2 separate regions of the Homo sapiens genome follow, and region 1 is linked to region 2. The links are chromatin contacts, found by Hi-C in ENCODE. All regions are on one chromosome and are shown on one strand. Each heading gives the region's core, a stretch centred on a gene start or an enhancer-like site at or near the end of the contact. The rest is flanking DNA. Distances are from core to core; before and after follow the strand shown.

The links. Hi-C counts contacts between places; a loop is a spot of excess contacts on that map. Pooled maps may share reads with other maps.
Region 1: a pooled map shows a loop between it and region 2 (19-fold over the local background). The contact joins the promoter of VAX1 here to the promoter of GFRA1 in region 2. A Hi-C loop is called at or near these places in 2 of 37 single-sample maps with no recorded cell type and 8 of 50 pooled maps.

What each region holds. Positions count from the first base shown.
Region 1 is chr10:117,136,781-117,140,662 of GRCh38, reverse strand. VAX1 (ventral anterior homeobox 1) reads left to right here and starts at 2,393. Exons shown (of 3, transcript NM_001112704.2): 1 at 2,393-2,847. The coding sequence starts at 2,607. RefSeq lists enhancers at 1-223, 224-810.
Region 2 is chr10:116,271,737-116,275,545 of GRCh38, reverse strand. It overlaps GFRA1 (GDNF family receptor alpha 1), which reads left to right and starts at 2,340. Exons shown (of 11, transcript NM_005264.8): 1 at 2,340-2,383; 2 at 3,271-3,556. The coding sequence starts at 3,517. It overlaps LOC107984273 (a long non-coding RNA gene), which reads right to left and starts at 1,537. Exons shown (of 2, transcript XR_001747598.2): 1 at 1-1,537. RefSeq lists a silencer at 1,835-2,129 and an enhancer at 1,338-2,175.

The DNA.
Region 1 (3,882 bases), core at 1,144-3,643, 870 kb before region 2:
GCTCCTAAAGGGCTGAGGAAGGCCTAGAATCCTCCTGCGCACCCGATCTCGCGTAGTCCGAGGGTCCGACCCCTCCAACCCCTCCAGGGTAGGGGGCAAGGAAGGGCCGGTGTGCCAGGGAATTCGGTCGCACCCCTCCCTGCCCAAGGAGGCCCAGGAGCTCCCTCGGGCCGAGCTCTGCAGGGAAGTGAATGCCCCATCTGCTGCAGGGACCCCCATCAGGAGGACCCGAATCCCAGGGACCCGCACCCGCGACGCGGTAGTGGGAGTCAAGACCCGGCGGCTGCACCCCCGACGGCTTGGCCGCATGGGAGCAAAGCCCTCGGTGCCTCAAGGCGCCAGTCTGGGCTTTTGAGCGTTGCGGGAGGTAACAGGAGAGTTCGCCGGATTTTAACACAATCCCACTCTACATCTTCAGAACAGGGTGGCCGCAAAGTCCCTTACCCCTCTTACCCGTCTCTGCTCCCACCCGCCTCACCAACCCGCCGGAGCAGAGCTCGTAATCAAAGGCACTTTCCCCGGGCGCCCAGTCGGCGTCGGACTTCGAGGGCAGCGTGCGCAGCGAAGCCGGGCTGAGGGGCGATCAGCCCGCTGGGGACCCTGGAAACCCGCCGCCCTGCGGAGAGTAGCTCGGGACAGTTCCACCGCTCCGCCCAGTCAACTAAAGTGGAAGCCTGATGTCGGCCTGCAGGGCCAGAGATGCCCTCCGGAGCTGGGCCAAACCTGGGTGCCCCTAAGTGGCTGGAGGGGTGGCTGGGTGGACAGCGCGAAAGACCCCGCTCAGGGGGCCCCCTCCTGGCTTGGGACGGTAGAGGGGTCCCGCGGGGTGGCGGCGGAGGCAGGGGAGGTGGCGGCGGGGCGGGAGGTGCGGACGGTGCGCGCGTCGCTGCGAGCTGGAGCCCCTAGGGGCCCGCCACACACACTCGCACCCCTCCCCCTCCCGGCCTTCCTCCCACCCGCTCGCCGCGACCCCCTCCCCAACCCCCTCCCCTCCCCCCGCCTCCGCCCCATTCTTGGAATTGTGTGGAAAAATTCTCAGCCAAACCTCCCACCTCTCCTCTCCCCCCACCCACCCCCTTTAAAAAACCCCTTTCCTCCCCGGCCCCTGCACTCTTTGTGAATGAGGGCAGGGAACACGGCCCTTCCCCCGCCCAGGAGCCACGCCAGACCGCCGCACTCAGAGGACTGTTTGTTAATAGTCCAATTAGATAATTGCCATCTTTCACTCCTTTTGCTCCGCATTTCCCATAAAGGAATGAATGGGGAGAGCGGCGTGGAGAGGGCTTCTGCCCCGGCAAGGTGACGAGAAGGGCTGGAGCATGCTCCTTGCACAAGGCCATGCGCTTGAATTGAATCATTGTAGCCTAATCAATGCTCTTATTGGATTACTGGCTGTTGCTTTTCTCAAAGATATTGTAGCAGAGACAATGAAATAGCTAGGGGAAAACTTTTTTTTTTTTTTTTTGAAGCAGATCTCACAGTTGAGATTTCTCGGCCGTCTCTCCCTCTCCCCCTCTCTCTCCTGCTGGACTCTGAGTACAAAGCTGCCCTTTGAATGGGCTGCCTCAGGGCTGCTGGAGGTGCAGGCATGAAAAAATCCAACTGGAACTAAATGAAGAGAGGTGGCAGTTTAAGATGGCTGTCTGCGTCGAGGTGTGTTAAGAAGGAGTTGTTTAGGGGAAAATCTTGGCTTTTTTAGAGTGCAAGGGAGATACTTTTTGGGAAAACTTTCTCCCCCCGCTCTGTCCCCCATCCCCCACTCCCAGACAACTGCTTTCTTCTGCCGCAGGGTGCGCAGGGTTTTTTTTTTCTCCCCCCACACCCCCCCGCCGCCCAACCCTCATTCAGCTCTATCTGGCGAGTGTGGAGAAAACCCCTCTAGCCAGTATGTGAGCAGGAGGGTCAAAGGCAAAAGGAAAGTTAATAATGCCTGCTAATGGTACTAACAATTCAGGATGAATCTTGTCAAAAGTTTTTCTGGAAGTGTGGGTCTTTGATTGTGTGTTTCCTGAAAGCAAGACCAATCATTTCCGTTTATTCACTGGCTAAACCCCTACTTGATTGGGGACAAGGACAGAAACCATCCATTACGATCTGATATATTATCCAAACAATTTAGTGTATTCATGAGGTAACCGAAACGTGGGGGCTGCGAAATTACCCGTAATCAATTGCAACAGCGAGTGTGCGTCCCCCCGGGTGTCGGACAACTACAACTCGCCGTCTCAGAAACAGGCGGGAGCCGCAGCATTTCGGAGTTGCGCTGTTCGCTACCTGATCGCCAGGCTGGGGACACTGGACGTGCTCAGAGGACGCGGGTGCTGACGAGGCGGCCTCGCCGCAGCTCCACCAGGATCCTGGACCAGACTGGCCGCCTCTCGGCGAGCGCGCCACTCTCCCGTCGCCGCTGACCCGCGCGCGGCCGCCGAAGCCTCCCCGCGGGGACATTCATTCTTGCCCCTTGCCTGTCGCCGGGCCGGGCGTACGGGCCGCGTTGTCGGGGGTTTTGTCCCCTTTTTCCTCTTTTTTTTTTCCTTCTCCGCCCCCCCCCCTTTTTTTTTTTTTTGCTTTTTTTTTCCTTTCTGTTTTTGTTGTTGTTCTTGCCTATGTTCGGGAAACCAGACAAAATGGACGTTCGATGCCACTCGGACGCCGAGGCTGCCCGGGTCTCGAAGAACGCGCACAAGGAGAGTCGGGAGAGCAAGGGCGCGGAGGGGAACCTCCCAGCCGCCTTCCTCAAGGAGCCGCAGGGCGCCTTCTCAGCGTCGGGCGCTGCTGAGGATTGTAACAAAAGTAAATCCAATTCCGCAGCGGACCCGGATTACTGCCGCCGGATCCTGGTCCGAGGTAGGGATGGGCAGGGCTGCCAGGCGCGTTCTTTGGGGTCGACTCCGGGGCCGGAGCTGCGCGCTGCCGCCGACACAGGCCGGTGGGAAGGAGTGCCGGCTGGGACTTGGGAGAAAGTTGTTGGCCCTCCCCGCCCCGAGTCCGGCTGGGGACAAGCGCCTGGGACTCTCCGGTGCGCTCTCCAGGGGCCTCGGCCCTCCACGCCCGGAGGGGCCCCGCTGACCGGGCTGCGGGGGGAGATGAGGGGCTGCGCGGGTGCGGCCGGGCATCGGGCTGCGGCCTCCGACCCGGGAAAGGAGCAGAAAACTCCGGGAGGAGGTGTGCGCGCTCCAAGGGCCGGACGACCTGCCGGGAGCCGGCCAGGGGACTCCCGCGCTCTGGAGGGCTGAGCGCACCCAAGGGGGAACGCGAGCCCCGGAGAACAGCTGCCGATCGCGGGCTACGGCCCTGCCAGTTAGTGCACTGGGCCGAGGACCCCACGGCCGCGATCGGTGCCCGACCGCTGCCGCCGGGAGAGGCAGCTGGGCTTGGTTACGGAGCCGCGGTTGCCGCTTTGGTGCTCTGCTCTGCCGCTCTCGGATGGCGCGGCGTGCACTTAGCCCCGGCGGCGGAGGCTGCGAGGCCGGGCCCCGGCCCGGCGCCGCCCCAGCCAGCAGCAGATCTCCGGGCCCGGCCGGCCCCGACTCAGTCCCTCCTCCTTCCGCCGCGCGGACTCCGGAGGGAAGGAGACTCGAGGGTGGGGGTGGGGACGTCTGGATCACGGTCTGGTCGGCAAGCCCAGAGCTGGGGCCCGCAGGACCCGGGCGGGGCGACAAGGGTACCCTCAGGCTACAGGGGACCCGGAAGGCTCAGCCGAGGCCCCCCCAGGCCGGAAGAAACGTCCGCCTATGTGGAATTGATTGGATTTTTTTCTCTCCCCTGTCTGGAGGACTCTACAAAAAGACAAAGTGTGGTCCCTCCTTCGGTCAGCGGTATGGAGTTAGGCCCCTTGCCCTCCACACAGTGTCTTTGCTACCTGGTTGTGGTCGCGCTCCG
Region 2 (3,809 bases), core at 1,091-3,590:
CATGAAACTTATTCAATACTAACCTGACAGTGAAAAATAGAATGATTGTATGGTCCATAGTCAAAATACAGTTTCTACTGAATGTATATGGCTTTTGCACCATGGTAAAGTCTAAAAATATAAGTAGAAGCATCATAAGTTGGAGATCATCTGTATTTTAAAAAGAAGTCCCATATTCTACACTGGGAGAGCTTTTAGTTCACCCTTCCCCCACCCTGTTAAAATTTGATTCAAAAGAATTCCGTGGAATATATAGGGTAACATGAAGTCATTTCTAAACAAAGAACATTTACAAAAGATGTGGATGATGTCTTAAACCTCATTGTAATCCAACTATCCCAAGTAATCAGCACCGGTAAGCACTAGTCCCTCTATTGAAAATTGAAATTCCAATTACTGATTTTCCAAAAGAAGACATTCTCCTCCACTTACGAAATGGAACAATGAAAGAGGATTTTCTGTTTGGGGTGACCGGGGAGAAACGGAGTCTTCACACAAAGTCTTAGTTCATATTCAGCCCTCCTTTCCTTGAAACCACATCCCCAGGATTTATCTGGCTTGTTTGTGAAAATATGGGAAAACATTTTAAGTCGAAGAAACTGATCAGATGACTTAATTACATTTCTGCTTAGTTCAGCCTGTAACTTAGACTGTTAGAGAGAGAGAACTTAAGTAGCCCTTGGTTTGAACCATCTGTCGCGAAAATGTGACATATGTTTGCTTTGTTTACTCAACAACCAAGTGTAAACTGATACACTGAACTAGAGTATCCCTGAATGATGTGGCTATGGGTGTGTGTGTGTTGGAGGAGGGGTGTCTGATGAGGGCGTCCGTCTCCTCATACTTACCCTGGAGGAACACGCGTACAGCACAAGAGAAGTGCGGATCCGTAGGATGTCCCCCGGGTTTGGGGCGCGCCCCGAGGCGCAGACCCTCTTTGGCGACTCCACACAATATGCAGCCCGCCTGCAAGCAGCCGCTGCAGCCGAGGGGCGCGCCTGGCTGATGTGTGGTTGAATGGAGAGCGGCCCAACCCTCCTCCTTCCTCCTCTTCTTCTCCCCGCCCTGACACCCGGGCCTCAAACTTCAACCAAAGCCCGTGCCCTTTTCAATTTACCCCCCTCGATCAAAATGAGCCATTCTTGTCTGTCCTCCGCGGCGGCCCATTGTCTGGCGTGATAGGTTTGCAGATTTGACAGCTGGGCGCACGCAGATTTGATTCAAACTCGGTCTCCCCGAGAGATGAACTTGGACATCAGCAAAGATCCCGAGCACTGCCGGCTGGCTCCTAGACCGGTCTCCCGACCCAGTGTAGACTTCGGTGCCCCGGGCGCCCCCCGGCGTGCGGGAAGGGGAGCGTGTGTCAGGCGTGGGGGGCGGGGGGTGAGCAGCACGACTGGGAACCAGCGGTCCCAGGGGTTGGGGCGAAGGGCTGTGTACATGTTAGGCTTTTTTTGTTGTTGTTAATTTACTCTCGAAACAGCCAAAATGGAGGTCAGCTTATAAATTTTCTAAAGCCAGGTCTGGCCGGGTTTAAATGCAGTGGGCTGGGGGCTCCGCTTTTGTCTCCTTGTCGGAGCTCCAGGAGAGAGGTAGAGACTGCGTGTGCATGTGTGCGTGTGAGTGTGAGTGTGCACGCGCTGGCGTGGACGAACGGATGGGCGCATCCCAGGATCGCCGCTCCAGCGTCCTGGGTCTGAGTGTGTCTTGAAAGCACCAAGTCTTGAATCACAGCCACTAGTGACGTGGGGGAAAACTTTGTGTTCCGAAGAAGGGTCTGGCTCGATTGCCCTAAGAAGAAAGAGCCCTTGTGCCCGTGTATGTGTGTGTGTGTGTCTGTGTGTGTGTGTGAGAGAGAGAGAGAGAGAGAGAGACAGAGAGAGAGAGAGAGAGAGAGAGTGTGTGTGTCTGGCAGCACCCGCGGCCGGCTGCAGAACACTGCGTGTCCTGTGCGCGAGTACGGGTCCGGCCGCGGGTCCCACCGCAAGCGGGCGTGTGCAGCTGCGGCTGCCTGGCGGGCGAGCTTAGGAGGGAGCTGGAGCTGCGGAGCGGCGGGAACAGGAGCAGGCCGAGGGTCCTCTGGCCAGAAGAAATCTGGCCTCGGAACACGCCATTCTCCGCGCCGCTTCCAATAACCACTAACATCCCTAACGAGCATCCGAGCCGAGGGCTCTGCTCGGAAATCGTCCTGGCCCAACTCGGCCCTTCGAGCTCTCGAAGATTACCGCATCTATTTTTTTTTCTTTTTTTTCTTTTCCTAGCGCAGATAAAGTGAGCCCGGAAAGGGAAGGAGGGGGCGGGGACACCATTGCCCTGAAAGAATAAATAAGTAAATAAACAAACTGGCTCCTCGCCGCAGCTGGACGCGGTCGGTTGAGTCCAGGTTGGTGGCATTTGGAGTTTTTTTCGTTCTGTTTGGGAACCCATTGCCGCTTCCCGTCCCTCTTCCCCACTCCTTCTTCCCCCCTCCTCCGGCCACCCCTTTCTTTTTGCTGGCGTCTCCCAACTTTAGGGCCCGGGGGGCGCTCGTGGCGCCGGGCTGCACCTGCCGGGGCACGCCGGGACTGCGGGCCGGCGCGCTCGCCCTGGGCTGGGGTGCGGAAGCGCCCGAGTCCTGGGCACCGGGCGAGAGTGTGAGAGGAGCGGACGCCCAGGAGGGAGCCGAGGACGCGCGGCGGGTAGGGGGTAGGGGCGCAGGAACCGGGTTTCAGCCCCAGTCGGGACATCGGTTCCCCCTGGCTTGGCGGCCTCTGGAGGGAGACGAGTCCCGGGGAGAAGGAGGGCGGCGACTGGGGCTAGGGATTGGCGATCGGAGTGGGGAGGGCCGGCGGCTGAGCGAGCTCGCTGGCTGACGCGAGGAGGGGGAGGCCAACTTCCCGGGAGAAGGGGCTCTTTCGGCGCCAGGGCTGGCTAGGGAGCTGCCGCCGCCGCCACCGAGGGCTCGGACTCCAGGCAGCTGCAGGCTCCGCTCGCGACGCTCGGAAAGTACCGTTTATTTATTTATTTGCTTGCGTTCAGCGTCTCGGGTTGAACCCAACAGACACCCCCTTGGACTTTAGGAACCCTCTTCAGACCTCTCCAGCCCTCACCTCCATCCCCGTGTCAGCGGCCCCTGGAAAACACGCACATGCACCCCGACCTGGGTGGGGGTGGGTCCTCACCCCGGTGTTGGAAATTCCCCAAAGGCGGGAACGGGGGAGGGGAGAGGGTTCTGTGGGGGGAGTCTCCGGCGCTCTCCGCTCTCATCTCAAAGCGCGCCCTCCCTTCCAGGTTGGGTCGGACCTGAACCCCTAAAAGCGGAACCGCCTCCCGCCCTCGCCATCCCGGAGCTGAGTCGCCGGCGGCGGTGGCTGCTGCCAGACCCGGAGTTTCCTCTTTCACTGGATGGAGCTGAACTTTGGGCGGCCAGAGCAGCACAGCTGTCCGGGGATCGCTGCACGCTGAGCTCCCTCGGCAAGACCCAGCGGCGGCTCGGGATTTTTTTGGGGGGGCGGGGACCAGCCCCGCGCCGGCACCATGTTCCTGGCGACCCTGTACTTCGCGCTGCCGCTCTTGGGTAAGTCGAGGCCCGCCGCGGGCTTTCTTACCCTCTGAGTCTTTCCTAGGGTCGCTTGCAGCAGCCCACCCCGCCCTCCGCACCAAAATTGGGGCGCGGGTGTGGTGGATGTGGAAGGAAGAAGTGTCTTTTTGGGGAATGGGATCGCGAATCCCCGGGTTAGGGAGGCGGTGGCGGCGCGGCGCTGCCTGAAGCTTTTCGGGCTTGGTTTTGATTTCCTGTGGTTTTTAATGACCCAACTTGGCGGGGGACT